Linked DNA regions of Homo sapiens: region 2 is linked to region 1. Evidence: read pairs that join two places in POLR2A ChIA-PET (ENCODE). Cell type or tissue: A673. All regions are shown on one strand. Links, peaks and the distances in the headings refer to the core of each region. The heading gives the core; the rest is flanking DNA.

Region 1 (5,386 bases), core at 323-5,322:
CAAACTCCACATTTTACTACAGAATGGCAAAAGTCTATTAGAGTTAGAAACAGATATTAAAATTTTCAGAGTCAATTTTGGAGATCCTGGATGAGAAAGAGTTGCTAGAAGAGCTCTATCAAAATGGAGTGACCCCCGAGTCTTTGAAAAGAGCAGTACTGGGACTGACCATGCAGAGGAGATAGAGTTGCTGATGGAAAACTACTACCGACTAGCTGACGATGTCTCCAATGCAGCTTAGGAGCTTACGGTACTGACTGATGATTCACAAAGTATTATTTTCATCAATCTGGACAGCCACTGTAACGTGATAATGAAGTTGAATCTACAGCTGACCATAAGAACCTTCTCTCTTTCGCTCTTTGGAGTAATGGAAGTTGCTTTTGGAATGAGTTTGGAATCTTCCCTTGAAGAGGCCCATGGAGTGTTTTGACTGATTACAGGAATTATGTTCATGGGAAGTGGCTCAGCTGGAGGCGCCTGCTTTCATTCCTTGGACAACAGCTAGAAGCTCCATTGCCTCCTATGATAGCCTCCTTACCTAAAAAGATTCTTCTGGCAGATAGAAGCGTGGAACAAAGAACAGTCTCAGACCTGATGCACTTGGATCAGGCAGGAGTATCCTAACAAACCATGAGGAACAACCCTATGGACACTGAAGTTTTTTGTTTTTTTTTTGTTTTTTTTTTTTTTTATAATCACAGTTAACTTCTGATACTTTTATTATTTTCTTGTATGGAGTCAGACACTTGAAAAAAATTAATATCTGATGACAAAATATTTTGGCAGTCACAATACTAGAACTTGATTGCATTTCCAGAATTCTGAGTTAAAGAAACAAAGTGTTTGCTTTGTAACAGGCCAAAATTCTATTTCCTGCAAACTTTAAATGCTGTTTTTATAGACATGATGTGAGGCAACAGAAGAACAGACAGTTGTATAGATTTTATTTAATTTATACATAACAAGAAAAGTATAATTTCAGGCTGAATGAAGCCTAGGAGCTTGACAAACCCATAGGAAGCCATAGTTCTTTGTTACCACAGGGAATTACGTCCAAGTGAATTTCCTGATTCTCAGGTGACTAAAAAGCTAGCACTCTATGTATTAACCTTAAAACAAACTCTGAAAGTTTATGCTTTAAAAAACAAACTTTGACATAACATTATTTTCTTAGATTTGGCCCCCCTTTTATATAAGATGAATAAAAATAAATAATTTTTTTAAAAAGACCCAAATGAACTTGTATTAAAAGGATTTGTATCCAGAATATAAAATCCAGGACATAAAAAGAACACTAAAAACTCAGTGACAAAAAAACACAGTTTGAAAAAAAATAAGCAGAAGATTTAAACAGACACTTCATCAAAGAAGATACAAGGACAGCAAATAAGCACATGGAAAAATACTCAACACCATTAGTCATTACAGAAATGTAAACTGAAACCATAATGAAACACTATTACACACCTATTAGAATGGCTAAAATTAAAATGACTGACATTAAATATGGGCAAAAATATGAAGCAACTGGAACTTTCATACACTGCCAGTGGAAATATAAAACACTACACCTACTTTGGAAAACAATTTGGCAGTGTGTTAAAATGCTACACACACAACTAATATATATGATCCAGCCACCCCATTCCCAGGTATCCAATCAAGAAAAATGAAAGCATATTTTCATAAAACACATATACCAATGCTCAGAGCAGCTTTAATTTATTTTATTTATTTGTTTGTTTTATTATTTTTTCGAGACAGAGTTTCGCTCTTGTTGCCCAGGCTGGCGTGCAGTGGCAAGATCTTGGCTCACCGCAACCTCTGCCTCCTGAATTCAAGCGATTCTCCTGTCTCAGCCTCCCGAGTAGCTGGGATTACAGGCATGCACCACCATGCCCAGCTAGTTTTGTATTTTTAGTAGAGACAGGGTTTCTCCATGTTGGTCAGGCTGGTCTTGAACTCCTGGCCTCAGGTGATCCACCCACCTCGGCCTCCCAAAGTGCTGGGATTACAGGTGTGAGCCACGGCACCTGGCCTAAGAGCAGCTTTATTTGTAACAGTCAAAGTGGAAATAACCCAAATGTCTATCAAACACATGACTAGATAAACAAAATGTGGTATACCCATACAATGAATATTATTTGTGGGGTTTTTTTTTCGAGACAGTCTCGCTCTGTCACCCAGGCTGGAGAGCAGTGGCACAATCTCGGCTCACTGCAACCTCTGCCTCCCATGTTCAAGCAATTCTCCTGCCTCAGCCTCCCGAGTAGCTGGAATTACAGGCACATACCACCACACCCAGCTAATTTTTGTATTTTTAGTAGAGACAAGGTTTCACTATGTTGGTCAGGCTGGTCTCGAACTCCTTACCTCGTGATCCACCCGCCTCAGCCTCTCAAAGTGCTGGGATTACAGGCGTGAGCCACCGTGCCTGGCCCAATGGATATTATTTGGAAATAAAAAAAAAACTAATGATACATACAACACCATGAATTTCAAAATAATTATCCTGAATAAAGAAAGCCATACAAAAACAGAGTATATACTATATAATTCCATTTATATAAAGTTCTAGAAAATTAAAACTAATTTATAGTGACCAAAAAATGCTCAGTGGTTGCCTGAGGACACATGGAGTGATGGTACAGTGAGTCACGAGAAAACTAACAGAGGTGGTGAAAACATCATTATCTTAATTGTGTTCATGGGTTCATGGTGTACACAAATGTCAAAGTTGTATACTCTAAATACATGTGGTCTATCATATCAATTGTATCTCAAAAATAGCTGTATAGGCCAGGTACAGTGCCTCACCTGTAATCCCAGAACTTTAGGAGGCCAAGGTGAGCGGATCACTTGAGGCCAAGAGTTCTAAGCAGACGGAGCAACACGGCAACACTCCATCTCTACAAAAAATACAAAAACTAGCTGGGTGTGATGGTGCATGCCTTTAGTCCCAGCTACTCAGGAGGCTGAAGTGGGAGGATCACTAGAGCCCAGGAGGCGGAGGCTGCAGTAAGCCGAGATCACACACTACACTCTAGCCTGGGCCACGGACCAAGGCCATGTCTCAGGGCAAAAAAAAAAAAAAAAAAAGCTGTATAAAAAATAATTTACATAGAAAGTCCATTGTTGTAAACAGTAAAAACCTAATTAAAAATAAATACATACATACATGAGGACATTCTCACTAAAAAGAAAGAAATTAGTCCTGCCTCAAAAAAAAATTAACAATCATACCCTCACTTAGCTGGGAATCAGGTGTTCATAGGAAGCAAAATATATCAAGAGCATTCAAAGACTTGCCACTTGGTGGTGCTAAACTGACTGTATAAAATTCAATTCAACAAACTTTTATGAAGCAATTATGTGCCAGACATCATAAAGAACAGAGAAATTAAAAGGTATTAGAGTTCCTTGCTTGTCTGTACCTGGCAAAATTATTGAAAAGGTAAAGAAGGAATATTCTAAGTGTAAAAATACTACAAAAAAAAGGAGGAAAGTTTTCCTTTTGGGATAAAAATGTCTCATGCCCTCCAGGCTCTTATTTATTCTTAAATATTTGCTAAGATGCCCAAGCAGATAAGTACATTTATAAAACTTCCAATGATGGCCTGCTGAAAGCAACAGAAACTGTATTTTGTTTTTCTCCTCTAGCAAAGGAGCTATGTCAGATATACCTTATTAAAAGAGTTCTGGTGACCACAGCAAACATTTTAGAATAAATTTTCTCACCTCTAATTTAGCAAAAGTTTTAATTAAAAAGCAAAAATGAGGCAGAAAAACAGATAAATTCAACTTTTAGACAGAATGAACTTTTGCACAATCCAACTCAAGAACATCCTTCCTGACACAAAGAGCTGGAAAAAATAAGGAAGTTTCACAATACAGTAGTAATTTTTTATACTGTCCCTACACTTAATACTGAATTTTTACTTATATTATGATTATTATAATTTTTATTTATTTCCAAAAATGGAAGATAAAGGAAAAATTCAACCCAAATATTTTAAATGTAGCAGTAAGTTCAGGGTAAAATTATTGCCCTAAATCATTCTCCAAACTTGGAAACCCATCACCTATCATACACAACATGCATTCTTAACTTTAGCAATTATGTGAACTTACAGGCTAATATAACAACCAAAAAAGGTACAAAAGTTCAGTTTCTTTCAAAACTATTTGGCATACAGATGATAATTTGAGCATATGGTTCCAGAAAGCATCCCCAGGAAATGCGAGACTGAGCATCCTAATGGGCTCCACACCCAAATATCTAAGCACCTACTTGGTATCTCCATTTCAATAAGGCATCTTAATCTCATGTGTTCTATCTAAACCTGCTCTTCTTCTATATTCCCAATTCTGTCAAAGATATCTCATCCACCCACTTATTCTAAATGCTTCTTTCACCATCCAGACCCTATAACCTAAGTCCCTCGAACCTTCTCCTCTGACACTGGCCCCTTATCATTTCTAGCCTAAGTCACTAAAATAACATTCTGATCTCTCTTCTTCTGATCTAGTCACCTTCCAATAATCTGCCTAAGGTGCATAATGTATAACCACTGCCCAAACTAACCTTTACAAAATGTCCATCTGGTTATACCACACAGGGGCTTAAAAATCTTCTGACTTCACCCTTTACCTCTACAGTGAGGCTATACTTCCTGATACTCCCCAACACATAAAACATTTCTGCCTTGGGCCATTGTGAACTCTGTTACCCAAAAGCTTTGTACCTTTTTTCAGGTGTATTCTGTTCCATCTACCTGGAACACCCTTTTATCCTTTCTCTCTGCAAATAACTTCTACTAAATCCTTCAGAAAAGAACATAAGCAATAGCCTGCCCAAATTCTTTGAACTACTCTCCATTCCACTTAATCTGATTTAGAAGTTTCTTTACTCATGCATTCAGCACATTTATGAGCACCAACCACATGCTGGAAATAAAAGGTGTCAGTGGCAAAAACACACACAAGGAAAAGTGTCTGACTAAACTAGCAGTATTATGTAAGCCAGTAAATCAATGTATATAGTAGAGTGTAATAGAGGAATGCAGAGAATCCTGAATGAGGTACCATTTTCAGTTACTTCTTCAATAAATATACAGTAAACGCCTACCATGTGCCAGGTACAGAGCAAGCTACTAGGTGTAAATAAGTAAGATTCAGTCACTGCCTCCACAGCAGTTACAATCTAATGGGATGACAAGAAAACAGACAATTACAACATGTAATTGTACCAACAGGCTGCCACAGCAAGCCCTAATAAATGCTATCTTACCTAGATTTAGGAGGCTCAGGCAGAGTGAGAATCAGGAAAACTTACTTAGAGCGACATATAAACTGAGATCTAAATAATGGCAATTTTAATTAG
Region 2 (5,386 bases), core at 142-5,141, 62 kb before region 1:
CATTAGGTATATCTCCTAATGCTATCCCTCCCCCCTCCCCCCACCCCACAACAGTCCCCAGAGTGTGATGTTCCCCTTCCTGTGTCCATGTGTTCTCATTGTTCAATTCCCACCTATAAGTGAGAACATGCGGTGTTTGGTTTTTTGTCCTTGCGATAGTTTACTGAGAATGATGATTTCCAGTTTCATCCATGTCCCTACAAAGGACATGAACTCATCATTTTTTATGGCTGCATAGTATTCCATGGTGTATATGTGCCACATTTTCTTAATCCAGTCTATCATTATTGGACATTTGGATTGGTTCCAAGTCTTTGCTATTGTGAATAGTGCCACAATAAACATACGTGTGCATGTGTCTTTATGGCAGCATGATTTATAGTCCTTTGGGTATATACCCAGTAATGGGATGGCTGGGTCAAATGGTATTTCTAGTTCTAGATGCCTGAGGAATCGCCACACTGACTTCCACAATGGTTGAACTAGTTTACAGTCCCACCAACAGTGTAAAAGTGTTCCTATTTCTCCACATCCTCTCCAGCATCTGTTGTTTCCTGACTTTTTAGTGATTGCCATTCTAACTGGTGTGAGATGGTATCTCACTGTGGTTTTGATTTGCATTTCTCTGATGGCCAGTGATGGTGAGCATTTTTTCGTGTGTTTTTTGGCTGCATAAATGTCTTCTTTTGAGAAGTGTCTGTTCATGTCCTTCGCCCACTTTTTGATGGGGTTGTTTGTTTTTTCTTGTAAATTTGTTCAAATTCATTGTAGATTCTGGATATCAGCCCTTTGTCAGATGAGTAGGTTGTGAAAACCTTCTCCCATTTTGTAGGTTACCTGTTCACTCTGATGGTAGTTTCCTTTGCTGTGCAGAAGCTCTTTAGTTTAATTAGATCCCATTTGTCAGTTTTGGCTTTTGTTGCCATTGCTTTTGGTGTTTTAGACATGAAGTCCTTGCCCATGCCTATGTCCTGAATGGTAAGCATTCTTATACACCAATAACAGACAAACAGAGAGCCAAATCATGAGTGAACTCCCATTCACAATTGCTTCAAAGAGAATAAAATACTTAGGAATCCAACTTACAAGGGATGTGAAGGACCTCTTCAAGGAGAACTACAAACCACTGCTCAATGAAATAAAAGAGGATATAAACAAATGGAAGAACATTCCATGCTCATGGGTAGGAAGAATCAATATCGTGAAAATGGTCATACTGCCCAAGTTAATTTATAGATTCAATGCCATCCCCATCAAGCTACCAATGACTTTCTTCACAGAATTGGAAAAAACTACTTTAAAGTTCATATGGAACCAAAAAAGAGCCTGCATTGCCAAGTCAATCCTAAGCCAAAAGAACAAAGCTGGAGGCATCACACTACCTGATTTCAAACTATACTACAAGGCTACAGTAACCAAAACAGCATGGTACTGGTACCAAAACAGAGATATAGATCAATGGAACAGAACAGAGCCCTCAGAAATAACGTCGCATATCTACAACTATCTGATCTTTGACAAACCTGAGAAAAACAAGCAATGGGGAAAGGATTCCCTATTTAATAAATGGTGCTGGGAAAACTGGCTAGCCATATGTAGAAAGCTGAAACTGGATCCCTTCCTTACACCTTATACAAAAATTAATTCAAGATGGATTAAAGACACAAACATTAGACCTAAAACCATAAAAACCCTAAGCTATTTTATTTTATACATTATGTTCTTTGGGGTATGTCATGGGTTGTAGGGGGTGGAATTAATGTACAAATTCCTTTTAATTAAAGAAAGATTAAATATATTTAAATTGGCATTTAGTGATCTCAGAGTCTGCAGTACAACTGAATGATGCATATCTTAATCAGCACCAGTACAATTTCTAAAGTACTTCCCTAAAATTACTTCCATAGCAAATTTGTTTCAGTGTAGGCAGTGGGGGGCAGGCGAGAAATGAACACCTTATCATCCTACTGTACACTTGCTTACACCAAAAAGAAAAATTTAAACAACATATAGTTCAATTTTCCAGGTTACTGAAGCTTATCCTTTAGAGTATCAAATTAAAAAACAAAAATCTTGAGGATCAGAAATCATTCTTAAAAAACATTAGACACTCTCCTAATTTAACCTTTCATTGATTATTCAGTATCACCATTACATACCCTGCAATGATACCACCCACAGAAACTTTCTGTAGTATCCGCATTCACTAACTCGAAATCACCCTTCCTTAAATTCTTTTGTCTGCTTTTGATAATTTTTGTCTCACTCCTCCCTACTGAGACTGTATTCAATGCAAATACACCTATACCTCACCTATGGGTTAAGAAGCCAAACTCCATATAATGAAATCACCTACAAGACAGAGTAAATTTACAGTCCAGGTTGCTCTGCTATGAGTAAAGAGTAAGAAATGTTGTCTATTGCTTTTATAAAAAGTATCTTGGCTTCTATAAGGCCAGTTATCCACAGGAAGCTTGACTATGTTTCAGGTAACTGAAATGTCTATATAGAAAGAATGTGACATTAGTATAAACAAATGGAGATGGTAAGTTATCCAGTTAGCTGGTTTGGGACAATGTCCTAAGAAAATTAAGCATTCAGGAACTCCTGCTACAGAATACATATGAATTTCTATCTCAAAATTACCATCTGAGAGAATGGAGCAATGCCTTCTGTTCCCAAGGAGAATGGTCCTATTCCCTACAGTGGTAACAGAAACTAAAATAAATGGCAAGAGTTTGAAGCGCTGAAGGTGTAGAGGTAAGAATTCCAGCCTGCAATAAAAACCTGGGTCTCTACTCCCAGACCAATTATTTACTTGTGTGACCATAAGTCACACTCTGAATCAAAATAACCTTACTCATAAAGTGAGATTTCCCCACTTTTTCAAAAGGCTGCTACGAGAATTAAAAATCAAATCAAGTATGAAAGCACTCTGTAACCTGAAAAGCACTCTATTAATATTCTTGCAACAATTCAATCTGAAGCTCATTATAGGTTCTCATAGACAGGACTGACTACATTTTAAATTTTAAAGAAAACTCTGCAACTTTTGACTTACTGTCACCAAAGAGGCTGATACCTCAAGATCAAAACAGAGATTATATCTTCCCCTAACTTACATATGGGAAACCAAGAGAAATTTACATATTTATGAACAGTGAAGAAAATGTGCCCATAATTCAAGGTTCATTTAGTTTTAATGTGCTAAGTATCCAACCACCTTCTCTAAAGGATGTCTCAAGCGTTACTAATCTAGAAAACATTATTTCCACTATCCTTTAGCTAGAAGCCACTCACATAGCAGATAAGTCAAACATTTCTAGTATTTATACTTATTTAAAGGTTGATGGTTAGACAAGCTGTTGGTTCTTTAAATAAATATCTTAAGTTCTCTTGCCCCTTAAAATAATGGTTCCTTAAGTTTTCTACCCCTTAGCGTCCCTCCCCCAGGTAATTTCACACTTCTACTTCCACCGTCAGTTCTTTTTTTTCCTTGAGACAGAGTCTCGCTCTGTCACCCAGGCTGGAGTGTAATGCGGCGTGATCTCGTTTCACTGCAACCTCCACCTCCCAGGTTCAAGCGATTCTCCTAACTCAGCCTCCTGAGTAGCTGGAATTACAGGCGTGTGCCACCCAGCCTATCTAACTTTCGTATTTTTAGTAGAGATGGGGTTTCACCATGTTGGCCAGGCTGGTCTTGAACTCCTGTCCTCAGGTGATCCACCTGCCTTGACTTCCTGAAGTGCTGGGATTACAGGCGTGAGCCTCCGCACCCAGCCCCGGCATCAGTTCTTACAACAAATTTCTGGTAAAGAGATTTACCAAAAAAAGAGTAAGTTCTACATGCCCTACAAAATTTTTGCACTGCTTGTCTAAAATATCAAATCAGTATTTTTCTTCACAACGGGAAAAGCATATCAAACAACGGTTTGCAAACTTTCTCAGTTCATGGTTATCATCCTTAGTATCCCAGCAATTTTTCCCAAGGCACTCCTAAGTCTCAAAGAAATAACAACTCCATTTATTAAGCAGTTAGGTCAAAACAACTGAATAAGTATTCATATCCTATGTGCTTATCACCTACTGAGCACTACAATACTTCTCAAACCTTAAAATTCAACTGGCTATCACCATCCTCATTTATTTTCATCATTTATTTTTACACAGTACTTATCACAGCAAGGCCAAAAACCCAGCTTTGCAAAGATATAACTTCATCAAAAAGAATGTAATGATCTAATGTTAAAACCTTTAGCTATTTCAGCTAGTAGTTAGAGTGGTGTCCTATAGATGTCTTTATAATTCCCTTAAAAATTTTAAATATCCCATGGTGCTCCTGTTAGTTTGCTGCAGCAACCCAGGGCTCCTTGGTTGAGAACCATAGCCTTGTAAGTTTCCAGTCCCCTGGAGAACAAATTCTCTTAAAACTAGGCCTACAAAGCTATTACCCATGTCTAACTGGATTAAAAATGTAAACTCTAAAGTAAATATATTTACATCTTTTAAAATTAGAACTTTAGAGAACTTACCTAAATCAAAATCATACATACAGTAGGTCATCAAAATGTCATGAAGTAAAATCAACCCTGGATTATCTTGGCCTTCATAAAACTTGTTTGTTCGATCTGTTCTGTTAACATCTTTTTCTGAAGAGGAAAATCATCACATATTTGAAAAGCTTCCAAAAAACAGATTGTGATAAAGCTCACATCTTACAAGTACAGAGTCATTTTTCTTGCTATTAATTTCACTCACCAAGCTTTACTTAATGAAGAAAAAATTCATCAAATTCTATTTCAAATATGCAATAAAGTAACATTTCAGAATTTTTTCAAGAATCAGTCCTCCTCATGGGCAGATTTTAAAATATTTTTCAATTATTATCTAAACATAGAAACCTTTTAACTGCATAGTGGAAAACATTTTCAATGAATTAAAAGCAACACTAAGTAATAATTTGCATTAGCAACAAAAATGCCAGTCATTAATGCATGTCATAGATACCAGTACTTGAAAACTAATAAAAAAAAAAAAAAGCTACCACCTAATCAAGCATAATCAAAGAGATTTGTTTCATTCACAATTACTGCATTTATTATAAGAAGTATAATCAAATTCTTTGTCATGTCTCAATCATCTTTAGGACAAATTATTTCCTTATTTTCATATCTACAACATTTACTTTAGATGTCATTATAAGTTGGAAATGACTTCATGAGAAACAGATTTGGAAACATCATCATCAATGTGTCCAAAGTTGCACCGACAATTCAATTCACAAACACTGATGCCTACTAAGTGCATCACGATGTGAGAGACTTTACCACAAGGCATTCTCCAAACTTGAATCTCTCAGTAAATTAGGAAGAAGTAACTTAAACAA

The links. ChIA-PET counts read pairs that join two places held together with the same protein. Peaks named below come from ENCODE experiments on the same cell type or tissue, not always from the same donor. Only the 100,000 strongest peaks of a DNase experiment are listed, where the experiment ranks them.
Region 2: POLR2A ChIA-PET joins it to region 1 with 6 read pairs; 4 of 35 experiments call an interaction of 5 or more read pairs at or near these places.

The regions. Positions count from the first base shown.
Region 1 is chr12:71,844,472-71,849,857 of GRCh38, reverse strand. All of the region lies in intron 1 of TBC1D15 (TBC1 domain family member 15), which reads right to left. It also overlaps the pseudogene MRS2P2. Among named protein-coding and RNA genes, the nearest start is that of TBC1D15, 7.4 kb to the right of the region's middle. In A673, for the core only: a CTCF peak has its summit at 3,307 (motif pointing right); a DNase peak (open chromatin) is centred at 3,327; H3K27ac peaks cover 1,443 bases.
Region 2 is chr12:71,906,285-71,911,670 of GRCh38, reverse strand. TBC1D15 (TBC1 domain family member 15) reads right to left here. Exons shown (of 17, transcript NM_001146213.3): 11 at 4,533-4,649. Among named protein-coding and RNA genes, the nearest start is that of TPH2, 30 kb to the left of the region's middle. In A673, for the core only: no CTCF peak of the experiment used is centred there; no DNase peak of the experiment used is centred there; H3K27ac peaks cover 1,698 bases.